3 separate regions of the Homo sapiens genome follow, and regions 1 and 3 are each linked to region 2. A link is an interaction called in ENCODE POLR2A ChIA-PET data of the cell type or tissue named here. Cell type or tissue: GM12878. All regions are shown on one strand. Region 1 overlaps SREBF2 (sterol regulatory element binding transcription factor 2). Region 2 overlaps DESI1 (desumoylating isopeptidase 1). Region 3 overlaps EP300 (EP300 lysine acetyltransferase).

Region 1 (4,000 bases), 250 kb after region 2:
GCTGTAGTATAACTTTTTTTTTTTTTTTTTGAGTCAGGGGTCTTGCTCTGTTGTTCCAGGCTTGAGTACAGTGGTACAGTCGTGGCTCACTGCAGCCTTGAACTCTGGCCTCAAGTGATCCTCCCACCTCAGCCTCCCAAGTAGCTGGGACTACAGGCATGTGCCACGAGGCCTGACCAAGTTTTTTTATTTTTTAGAGAGATGGGGTCTCACTATTTTGTCCAGGCTGGAATGCAGTAGCATGATCATGCCTCACTGCAGCCTCAAACTCCTGGCCTTAAGTGATCCTCCTGCCTTAGCCTCCTGAGTAACTGGAATTTTAGTATAACTTTAAAGAGGCATATAACGTTTTTTTTTGGTCTTATTTCCAAGTTTTAGTTAATTTTTCTTTCCTGTTTTCTTGAGACATGGTCTTGGTCTGTCACCCAGGTTGGAGTACAGTGGCACAAACTCTGCTCACTGCAACCTTCACCTCCCAGGCTTAAGCAATCCTCCCACCTCAGCCTGCCGAGTAGCTGGGCCTACAGGTGCGTGCCACCATGCCCCCTGCTAAAGTTTGTATTTTTTGTAGAGATGGAGTCTCGCTATGTTGCCCAAGCTGGTCTCAAACTCCTGAACTTGAGCGATCTGGCCACCTCAGCCTCTCAAAGTGCTGGGATTACAGGCATGTGCCACCACACCTGGCCAATAATTTTCTTTAACAAAATAAATCACAATTGAGTTCAAGAACTAAAAGATGACTAGATCATCTGAGGTGGAAAAGAGTCCCTGGTAAAAGTAATTTTAAATAGTTTTGAAGTAGAATTGTGAAATTCAGAGTTTGGAGAAAGGAAGAGGGTGGTCACAAGTAGAAAAGAGAAGACATGGCACTTACATTCAAAGAAAGATTGCCCTACCCCACCCCTCAAAGGCATGTGCAGAAGAGGGAGTGAGTACTTTTCCAGGGTGGATGATGAACTAAAGTGGGTGGGAAGTGAAAACCTTTGGAACAGAAGGGAGCAGTTCATAGGAAGCTTGGAAGCTTGTGTTAAAGAATTTGATTTGATTAAGGGCCGGGCACGGTGGCTTATGCCTATAATCCCAGCACTTTGGGAGGCTGAGGCAGGTGGATCACCTAAGGTCAGGAGTTCAAGACCAGCCTGGCCAACACGAAGTCTCTACTAAAAATACAAAAATTAGCTGGGCGTGGTGGCAGGCGGCTGTAATCCCGGCTACATGGGAGGCTGAGACAGGAGAGTTGCTTGAACCTGGGAGACAGAAGTTGCAGTGAGCTGAGATCATGCCACTGCACTCCAGCCTGGGCAACAGAGCAAGACTCTGTCTCAAAAAAAAAAAAAAAAGAATTTGATTTGATTTAAAAGGCTGTTGGATGAACAAGATACTCAAAGAAGATGTTCGTCACTGGGTAGGAGGCTATGGTTGAAATTAAGGCAGAGTGTGGACGGGAGTGAAGAGGTAAATCCATGATGCTAAGGAAGGAGACTTGAGTGAACTTAAGGCAGGAGGAAAAAGAAAGAGCAATGGAAAGTGGAGCTGCAGATCCCTCTCCTGTTCAAACTATGAGAGCTGGCTCAGGTCCCCTGCTATAGTGGGCCAGAAAAGCCTGGACTTCCACTGCTTTTTCCTGCAGAGCTGAGTCCCTCCAGGGCTGCCATGAGAGGCGGGGAGAGAGAGCACTAGACAGAGAAGACCAGAAGACCATTTGAGAATTCCTTTGGGTTTCCTTCATGATTCCTTTTTCTTCTCATTCTGAATTGTTTTATTTTATTATGTAATATTCGGTATATGCAAAGGAATATATGACACCTTTGTGTGTATTACAAAACAAGCATTTGAGAATCCGCACCTCTCCACCCAATTTTTCTTTGTGGTTTCTTTGCCAGTAAAAGAGTTCACTCATCTGTTGCTTAAAATATAGGATGCTTGAGTCACCAGCTTGCCATCCTGTGTCATTCAACACCTCCTCCAGACTCTTCGCAGGAAGGTGACCCAGAAACCCCTTGAAGGACATGATACCGTCCCTGTGCTCTGATGTGCCCCCTGGTGTTTGAGTGGAGTGATTTTTAGATAGCGGTTTGCCTGTTAAAACCTTCCCTTTGTTCCCTATATTATTGCTTGCATTTTAGGGCTTCTCAGTTGAAGGATGTGGTTGAAAGAGCCCAGTTCCTCAGCTGCTCCTCTGGGTGACTAGAGTGTGGGTAACTGATGTTTTAGGTCCTGGAGAAAGCAGTGATGATCACAAATAGTAGAATGGAGAAATGGTTATCTCATATTGATCTTCAGGTTTGTTACTAGTCTACATTTGGTTTTTTAAATAATTATTAGAAAAAAACATTGTGGGTGGGGAGATAGGATCATTATGATGAAACAGTTCTGTACATTCAATCAGGATACTTGTTGGGAATTAGATTTTGCATTTACCTCCCTCACTGGTGTGGTCCATCTCATTTTCAGTGGCCTACACACATCACACACCATTATTATTTCCATGTTCTTGTACTTGTTGGGCAGCTCTAATATGAAAGATAAAATGAACGAAAAGTACAAATGAAGAAAGTTTAGGTGACTATTCCTCTGATCTTGAGGATGAGGGTTTTTCTTAAGCGTTACACAGAAGCCATGTAATTTCACTATACAATGTAAAAATGGTGTATAGTCAGTTCTGCTATAGTTCATCATGTGCATTTCTAAAAATCATGCCATGCGAAATCATGCAGTAAAAAACACGGAGTGGGCATGTTGGCTCATGCTTGTAATCAGGAGGCTAAGGTGGGAGGATCGCATGAGGCAGGGAGTTCAAGACCAGCCTGGGCAACAAAGCAAGACCCAGTCTCTCTTACAAATAAAAAATAAAAATTATCTGGACATGGTGGTGTGTGCCTGTACTCCCAGCTACCCAAGAGGCTGCAGTGGAGGATCCCTTAAGCCCAGGAGGTAGAGGCCACAGTGAGCTATGATCACATCACTGCACTCCAGCCTGGGTGACAGAGTAAGACCCTGTCTCTAAAACAGAAACCCAGAACTTACTGTGAAATGGAGGGTTAAGGATCACAACAATAAAAAATCTCATAGGTGACCAAAAAAAGGAAAAGATTTATTTTTTAAAAAAGATAGGGACCTGCCGGGCACAGTGGCTCACACCTGTAATCCCAGCACTTTGGAAGGCTGAGGCGGGTGGATCACGAGGTCAGGGGTTCGAGACCAGCCTGACCAACATGGTGAAACCCCGTCTCTACTGGGCGTGGTGGCGGGCGCCTGTAATCCCAGCTACTCAGGAGGCTGAGGCAGGAGAAGTGCTTGAACCCAGGAGGTGGAGGTTGCAGTGAGCCGAGATCCCGCCACTGCACTCCAGCCTGGGCGACAGAGCAAGACTCCGTCTCAAAAAAAAAAAAAAAAGTGGGGGGACCTAATAAAACAGTCACACAGTTTTATAGACCAGAAAAACTAAGAAATATATAAATACCACAATGAAAAGGCACTTTGGCTTGAAAAACACCTGAGGTTTGCTTGTGGGAAGTAAGTGTCATTAGGTTACAGCTTGGGAGTTATCAGGAAGTGGTGGAAGGAGGGCTGTCTGAAGTCCAATGGAAAGTTCTGACATCAATGTGATGAATGTGATTCATAACACATGCAGTGACCTGATGAAGCTGGTAGATGTTTAAGGTGCCTGTGTATGTGTGTGCACATTTTGTGCATTCCTGCATGGCTCATTTCAGCCGAATATGGTTTTCTGCACTTCCTAGTGTTTTTCTCATGCATAAGCAAATGCAAAATTTATATTATGCTCAGATTGTTTCTGGATGTATCTGATGCATTTGAACAAATTCACATTTTCAAAGTAAGAGTTAAAGCAAAAGTGTCAAAAAAAAAAAACCCACTATGAATAATGTGTACTAGCTAATACTAAGTGCCAGGCATGGTGCCATAGATTCCACATGAGTTATCTCATCAATCCGTGAGTTAGCTGTAATTGTTAGCCACAATGTACAGTTGAGAAAAA
Region 2 (4,000 bases):
CTTTTAAGTCACTGGCTTTTTCTTCAGTGGATACTGCCATTTTTGAAAATCATCTCCAAGTTTAAAGGAATGAAGTACTCCAAAGTATAGACAGATGAAACCTAGAAATATCAAACCTAATTCAGACAATTCCAGGAACTCCACCCATAAAATAATAACAGCAAGCACATTCTGGCTACTCCAGTTTGCTCAGGGCCCCATAACCTAGATCCCTCAGCAGAGCTGTGGGACTGCAAACTCATCGAATGATAGGAAGGCAGGGCCAGGGCTGGCGGACTGGGGCTCCTCACCAGCCTGCCACAGCAGTCTTGTTTCCTATGCAAGCTCTTCCTGGGAGGTGCTTCCTCAGATATAAAAAACAGCCCACCTTGCTGGGCCTGCGAAACCTGCCAGGATCTCTGTTAAATAAGGCCATAGTTCAGGAGAAACTGAGTCAGAATAAGCAAATAGACATGGTCCTGGAATGAGCAGAGGCTGCCTGAATGCAATCAACGACAAGAGGGAGGAGGTGAGATGGCTTTGGGGGTGTTGTGTCCTTTCGGGGTATACTGCCTGGATGATGGCCTGCAAGGCTCTTCCAAGGCTTGGGGCACATCAGGACAGAACGGGCTGCAGAGTGTTCTTGAAGAAAACATCTGTTGAAGACTGTGCTGTAATACATGAGGGCAAGTAGAACATAGTCGTTGAGGGAGTCAAAGAGTTCATGGTGCAGTGTAAGGCAAATCAACAGCTACAAAACAAGCCCCCCTACTATTTTTCTGACCCCCTCTCTGCTTGTCTAACATTGCATTTTAACTGGGTGCTTCTGGGGAGTGGCATGCTTCGAGCACAATGGGAAGGACAGACGCCAGAATTTTGTGCAAGTACTGAAGCCAGTGTCAAGTGGGTGTCTAAGTTCTGTGGTTGCACTTAGGCCAGGGCAGAGCTGGTCTAGCTCTGAAGGTGGAGGTAATACAGGTGCGCATCAGTGGGTGGAGAGAATGGCAGCCTTCTGTGTTAGAATCTGCCATCAGGGCAGGCCCACCTGGTTGGGAGGGCAGATGGGGGCCAGAGGAAGGGCACTGACCGTGAATGGGGATTTTCAAGGTTGGCCAAGGCAGGGGCAGGGACAGAGGCCACACTTACGTGGAGAGAACTTCAGAGGGCAGGTCTGTGATGTAAGAAGGAATCTTCCGCCCAGTCAGGAACTGTGCCACTTCGTTGCTGAAGGTGTTACAATTGTGTTCAAAGAGGTTGTAGGCCTCACCTCTGTACATTGAAAGGTTTGCAGAACATATATGAGAAACCAGCAAGCGTCTATGTGGAATAACTCAAGCTAGGCAGTGGAATGGTGAGCACAGCTCAATGTGAGGATTGCGATTTCCCCCGTCTCATACACCAGAAAAGCACTGCTTATTTGCCATTCTGGCCATTAATAACTGATTTTTAAGGGAAGGAGAAACTGAAAAGACATGGCTCCTACACAGTTTCAGGAGAATCTTTACATTCACGAAAGCAGAACTCTGGTGTTAAGAGTTTACCCCCTTACTGAAACTGACTAAAGCCTCTTTCAGAGAAAATCTGCTCAAGTTTGTATTTCATCCCAACCCTTCTGCAAACCCTGTTTTTCCTTCTGCAAACTTGGCCAATACAGGTTGAGAACAGCGCTTGCCGATTTTAATCAGAAGGAATGAAAAGCCCTTATTTCCTCTAAAAATTTCGGCAGAAAGTATGTTTGAAGGAATATCTGTATCAGAACAACTTAGAGCTTTTTGTAGCATAACTGCCTTTTCTTCATGTTAATTCAGCAAAAAACTGGGCCAGGCCTTGTGCTGAGTGATAAGGATGATATGACATGGCAGCTGCCTCCAGGGGTTATTATCTAGCTGGGGAGACAGACACAACTAACCACCACCCCTGTCTCCACTCACCGGAACAGGGACTCCCCCAGGGAGGAGAGGTACTCCAGAAAGATTTCTTCTGTGACTTCTGTACTCCCCACATCAACCACAGAGTCTGGAGGCCCAAGCAATGTCCCTCCCTAAAAGAGCCAACCCAAAGGAAGTCATTAAGTTACCATCTCCACTGAATGTTTTAATGTGGCTTCCCACAGTAGACCACAAACACTCTGTTCTGACTTTTTTTTTTTTTTTTTTTTTTTAGACGGAGTTTCTCTCGTCACCCAGGCTGGAGTATAATCTCAGCTCACTGCAACCTCCGCCTCCCGGGTTCAAGTGATCCTCCTGCCTCAGCCTCCCAAGTAGCTGAGATTACAGGTGCCTGCCACCATGCCCAGATAATTTTTTGTATTTTTAGTAGATACAGGGTTTCACCATGTTGGTCAGGCTGGTCTCAAACTCCTGACCTTAAGTGATCCACCCACCTCGGCCTTCCAAAGTGCTGAGATCACAGGTGTGAGCTACTGCGCCCAGCCTGACTTCATATTTAACTTGCAGAGCACCCTGGGCAGATGAAGAATGTGATTTGCTATTTGTATCAAGGATGCAATAGCTTAGAAGCATTGGTGTCCAATCCTTTGGCTTCCCTGAGGCACACTGGAAGAAGAATGGTCTTGGGCCACACACAAAATACACTAACACTAATGATAGCTGATGAGCTTAAAAAAAAAAAAAGATAAAAAAATCTCATGTTTTAAGAAACTTTACAAATTCACGTCAGGCCACTTTCAAAGCTGTCCTGGGCTGCGTATGGCCCACAGGCTGCAGGTTGGACAAGCTTGGCTTAGAGCTTTCTGGTCACTTTTCATTGCCATGTGCTGGCAGCATAGTTAGGAGTCGGACTTCTTGTTTCTAGAGGGGAGGGGGGGCCCTGGGAAGCTGATTCTCTTGCAGCTCTGACTCCTGATGCTGTCCACTTACTCAGCTGAGAAAGAGAAACCCAGAATCTGAAGTCTACTTTTGTCCCCAGTATGTCTCATCATGAGGACAGAACAGGACAACAGAAATGGCTCACACTTCACAGGCCATCTCTCCATGCCTATTTGCATAAAGTATGCAGCCAGTTTTTCTTATGATATACTTGATATCCCGTGTAATAATGGAAAAACGAGGACGGTGAGAAATCTGGCAGGCTGGCAGATATTTCCATAATTCAGTTCTTTTTGGATCTGTGAGCCTAATCCTTGCCCTATCACCATCATAGGGCAAGGGAGTTAATGGCTCCCGAAAGGCCTACAGAAAACCCTCAGCCATGTGGTTAACAGACTGCCAGAGAAAACTGAAGGAGAGACTGAGGTTGAGTGGGGAAACCAGCCACTGGGGAAGCAACGGGATCAGCAGGAGAACAAATCTGGGAAGGGATAACACTCCAGAACAGAGCTCCCTGAAAAGATCATTCATTCATAGCCACTGAGCACCTCCTACATAGCTGACATTGTTCTGGGCACTGAGGAAAGCATGGTGAGCAAGATAACCATGGTAGGCAGAGAACAATTATCTCAGAGTTGTAAGAAACTAAAAGGTCACTCTTTGACCCCTCTTATTCACTCATATAACAACTATGGATTGAGAACTTATTATGTGTCAGGCCTTATGCTAGGCACTGGGGCTGTGGTGTGGACAAAATAGATGAGATTCTTGCCGTTAAGAAGCTTAGTGTAGCAGGGAAGGGAAACTGAAAAATCCCCTTAACCAGTATATAATTATGAGCTGCAATTAAGGGGAGGCTGGAAAAGTACAGAATGCCAACAGTACGTATGACAGGAGACCTTCCCGGTCTGAGGGATCAGGGAAGACTTGCCTGAGAAAGTGACACAACTCAAATCTGAAGGATGGAGAGGCGTAACCAGGTGAAGGATCAAGAAGGTGTACTGATGTCAGAGTGCAGGTTTCAATGTCTACGGTGTGTTCAAAGAATGAGAAGAGAGTGAGGGTTGGGAGGGAACAACCTAAAAGAGGCTGGCCAGAGTCAGAGTCAGAGACCAGATCAGGTAGGTCCTGGGAGGCCATGCTGAGTTTTCTGGCTTTTATTCCAAAAGCAATGGGAGAATTCTGGCTTATGC
Region 3 (4,000 bases), 510 kb before region 2:
CCCGAAGTGCTGGGGTTACAGGTATGAGCCGCCCGGCCAGAGGTACCATTATATCTTGAATTTTTTTTTTTTGACATTCTGCAGTTTGTAATATGTTTGCAGGTAACTTTTATTGGAGGCACATCACCTCTTAAAACTTTTAAGTTTCAAACTTGTAACTTTTGATTTTTGAGTTGTCACTTGGGTATTTTATAAATGTGAAAGAAAATTATTTCTTGATATTATGGTTTTTGTCTAGAACTGGTTGAAATAAGCCCGAAATTCTAGCACCTAAAACTTTTTTAAAAAAAGTGATTTAGGCTTGCAAATTTCGTGATGTAAATATATCCACCAAGAGCGTTCTAATGTCAGCTTTAAAGGAAAGAAAACTGGAATCCAATGGGATGACATGCTAAAGTGTTACAAATCAAATTATTACTTAAATCTCAACCTCTGAATTGCTGTTTAATACTCAGATATTCTCCTAAAAAATTTCCAGGTTGATTCAAATAACTTAGGTTAAACTCAACTTTTACGTGTTGGGATGGGGAAGAGAAGACTTATTTGTAGCCTTCACACCTTTATGTTCCTGTTTCAGTATTTGCATTTGATCCATTGAAATTTTTATTTCATTTGGTATGGTTAGGGTAAAACAAATCATTTGAGAAATGACATTTTGTTCTCCCTCTCCCTCCAAAAAAAAAAGATTATGAAAGCCACTTGTAAACTTTTTTTGTAAAAATGACCAAAAGACTGGAAAAGTTAATGTTAGGCAAATCCTGGAAATATCTTTTGGAGCTGTTTCTGATCATCTTGAGTGATGGAAATGATGAGGGTCATCTGTTGTCTTCATTACTCAGTGAACACGTTTTGTCACTGCTTGGTAAACGCTTAATGCCGTATGCACTTAAAAAGCACCTGGAAAGATAGGATTTTAGGATCTGGCATATAATTAAGTAGGGTAAAGATCCTTCTGGTCTTGGTACAGTTTTGTGGCCCTGGGTTTTGTGCTTTTTTGTTTTTTGAGTTTTTCCCCCATTTCAAAGACACAGGGCAGATAGTGTGTAAAGTATACCTGCTTTTTGACCAGTAGATTAATGTACACAGTGGAGAAGTGGTAAGGCTTTTTAAAATGTCAGCTCTACTTTTTTTTTTTTTTTTTTTTTTTGAGACAGAGGTTTGCTCTCGTTGCCCAGGCTGGAGTGCAGTAGCTCGATCTTGGCTCACTGCAATCTCAACCTCCCAGGTTCAAGCGATTCTCTGCTTCACCCTCCTCAGTAGCTGGGATTGCAGGTGTCCACAACCATGCCCAGCTAAGTTTTGTATTTTTTAGTGGAGACAGTATTTCACCATTTTGGCCAGGCTGGTCTCGAACTCCTGACCTCAGGTGATCCACCCGCCTCAGCCTCCCAAAGTGCTGGGAATACAGGCGTGAGCCACCATGCCCGGCTGTCAGCTCTATTTTCTTAAAATGCCATTGTGTTAGTGGTTCGTCATCCTAACCAAAACATTTTGATCAAGACCATTTATTTTCCAGCTCTGTAACTTGTGATATGCTATGTTTTATTTTATTTTGGCTTGAATGTTTACATAAGAGTTTGCTTCTGGAGTCTTGCAGATATAGCTCCTGATTTAGTGAGGCATTTCTCTCCTCAGTATTAAATTGCAAAACATTTTACTAAAGTGCTTTAAGTTTTTCTGGCAATTATTCTCAAGGCCTTGTAAGTTCATTTATAGGACTTCAAGAAGGTTGTCTCTGGTTGATAGTGAGATAAAGTGACTTTTAAGTTGTAAATCTTGAATGCGTTACAATATGGGGGTCTTATTCCAGCAGGAGTTCATCTTCTATAGCAGAGGTTGGAATTGTATTGGCATGTCCAGTGAATGGATAATAGGGAGGAGGGAGGAAAGGGTTTCTGCCTTGGTGGCCTTTTGGCATTATTTTGTGTTTTTCTTTGCTTTTCTCTCTCTTCTTTATTTAATAAAAACAAAAAAATGGAAACAGTTGAAAATTAATGCAAAGTGGTATTTGTAGGGACATTAAGTGGTAAATAGGAAAGAGAAAAAGAGTAGGAAGAGTGTTGCAGATACAAGTGGGAGTGTAAAATACTTTTTCCTGGTATATTTACAAAAACAATTTGAGAGTTATTCTGCCAATTCATATACCCAGCAATTAATGGAAAAGTAAAAGATGCTAGTTTTATGTTTGTCCAGATTTTAGGGTTTCCTTCTTTGAAGATTTCTAAAGTTGAATATTTTTTTAAGTGAGGCAAGCAGTAAAATTAATGGGCAAATGAAACCAATTATACCAAGTCTAAAATTTTTCTTTTTTTTTTGAGGCAGAGTCTCGCTTTGTAGCTGGGACTACAGGCGCCTGCCACCATGCCCAGCTAATTTTTTGTATTTTTAGTAGAGACGGGGTTTCACCATGTTGGCCATGATGGTCTCGATCTCCTGACCTTGTGAACCTCCCATCTCTGCCTCCCAAAGTGCTGGGATTACAGGCGTGAGCCACCGCGCCCAGCTAAAAATTTTTTTTTTTTTTAATACTTTTAAGTTTTAGGATACATGTGCACAACGTGCAGGTTTGTCACATATGTATACATGTGCCATGTTGGTGTGCTGCACCCATTAACTCGTCATTTAGCATTAGGTATATCTCCTAATGCTATCCCTCTCCCCTCCCTGCTAAAAAATTTTTTAACATTGAACTTCGCAGGTGATTTTTTTTCGCTTAATAGACGGTAGTTTCATTTTGAAATTTTCATGGGAAATTACTGCTCACTTTCCCAGAAGCGCTTAAGAGGATAAATAATAATTGAGGTGTTAAGCCTCTTCTGAGCAATTTGGATATAATTTGTTTTTAGATCTAGATTCTTTTTTATAAATGTCCCAAAGCAATTAGAAGTGATTGTTTTTTTTGAGACGGAGTCTCGCTCTGTCGCCCAGGCTGGAGTGCAGTGGCGCGATCTCGGGTCACTGCAAGCTCCGCCTCCCGGGTTCAAGCCATTCTCCTGCCTCAGCCTCCCGAGTAGCTGGGACTACAGGCGCCCGCCACCACACCCGGCTAATTTTTTGTATTTTTAGTAGAGACGGGGTTTCACCGTGTTAGCAAGGATGGTCTCCATACACTGACCTCGTGATCCGCCCACCTCAGCCTCCCAAAGTGCTGGGATTACAGGCGTGAGCCATAGCACCTGGCCCTAGAAGTAATTTTGTTGAGAGAGAGAGAGTAAAACTAAAAGTACTGAAAAGAGTAAGAGAGTAGCTAAGAGAATGAGTATTGGAGTCAGACTGCTAGAGTTCATAGCCCAGGCTTGTATTTATTAACTGTGAACTTTGGGCCAAATACTTAACCTGGCTCAACCTCCTCACATTTATTCCTAACCACAGCCCTGTAAGGTGGGTGCGCACCTTATAGGAATCCACCTTACTTACCCACCTTACAGGATTGTGGTTAGGAATAAATGAGAATTCTCTTTATCAGATGCTTAGGACTATGCTTGCTTCTGTGTAGTATGTGTTCATTGTTAACTGTTTTTAACTTTACTGCTAAATATATCAGAAGGAAAGCAGTGGTAGATGGTTTGGGGGTTGTTTTTGTTTTTTTGATTTGCAACGAAGTCTTGCTCTGTTGCCCAAGCTGGAGTACAGTGGCGTGATCTCGGCCTATGACAACCTCCGTCTCCCGGCTTCAAGCGATTCTCCTGCTCAGCCTCCGGAGTAGCTAGGACTACAGCTGCGCAGCACCATGCCCGGCTAATTTTTGTATTTTTAGTAGAGACAGGGAGTCCTGACCTCGTGATCCACCCACCTCGGCCTCCCAAAATGTTGGGATTACAGGCATGAGCCACCGCGCCCGGCCTGTTTTTGTTTTTCGTGGATATACAGTAGTCCCCCCTTATCCTTGCGGGATACATTCCAAGATCTCCAGTGGATACCTGAAACCCTGTATAGTAGTGAATATAATTGTCATCAGTCAGAACACGTTTCTGTCCGTGTCTTCCACACACAAATTTAA

Evidence for each region. ChIA-PET counts read pairs that join two places held together with the same protein. Peaks named below come from ENCODE experiments on the same cell type or tissue, not always from the same donor. Only the 100,000 strongest peaks of a DNase experiment are listed, where the experiment ranks them.
Region 1: POLR2A ChIA-PET joins it to region 2 with 10 read pairs; 1 of 35 experiments calls an interaction of 5 or more read pairs at or near these places.
Region 3: POLR2A ChIA-PET joins it to region 2 with 5 read pairs; 1 of 35 experiments calls an interaction of 5 or more read pairs at or near these places.

Annotation. Positions count from the first base shown.
Region 1 is chr22:41,855,743-41,859,742 of GRCh38, forward strand. The region is part of intron 1 of SREBF2 (sterol regulatory element binding transcription factor 2); the gene reads left to right. Among named protein-coding and RNA genes, the nearest start is that of SREBF2-AS1, 23 kb to the left of the region's middle. In GM12878, a CTCF peak has its summit at 2,055 (motif pointing left); DNase peaks (open chromatin) are centred at 2,037 and 3,589; H3K27ac peaks cover 1,149 bases.
Region 2 is chr22:41,602,134-41,606,133 of GRCh38, forward strand. DESI1 (desumoylating isopeptidase 1) reads right to left here. Exons shown (of 6, transcript NM_015704.3): 4 at 1,911-2,020; 5 at 1,126-1,248. Among named protein-coding and RNA genes, the nearest start is that of PMM1, 14 kb to the left of the region's middle. In GM12878, no CTCF peak of the experiment used is centred here; a DNase peak (open chromatin) is centred at 1,978.
Region 3 is chr22:41,095,489-41,099,488 of GRCh38, forward strand. The region is part of intron 1 of EP300 (EP300 lysine acetyltransferase); the gene reads left to right. Among named protein-coding and RNA genes, the nearest start is that of EP300, 4.9 kb to the left of the region's middle. In GM12878, no CTCF peak of the experiment used is centred here; no DNase peak of the experiment used is centred here; H3K4me3 peaks cover 1,755 bases.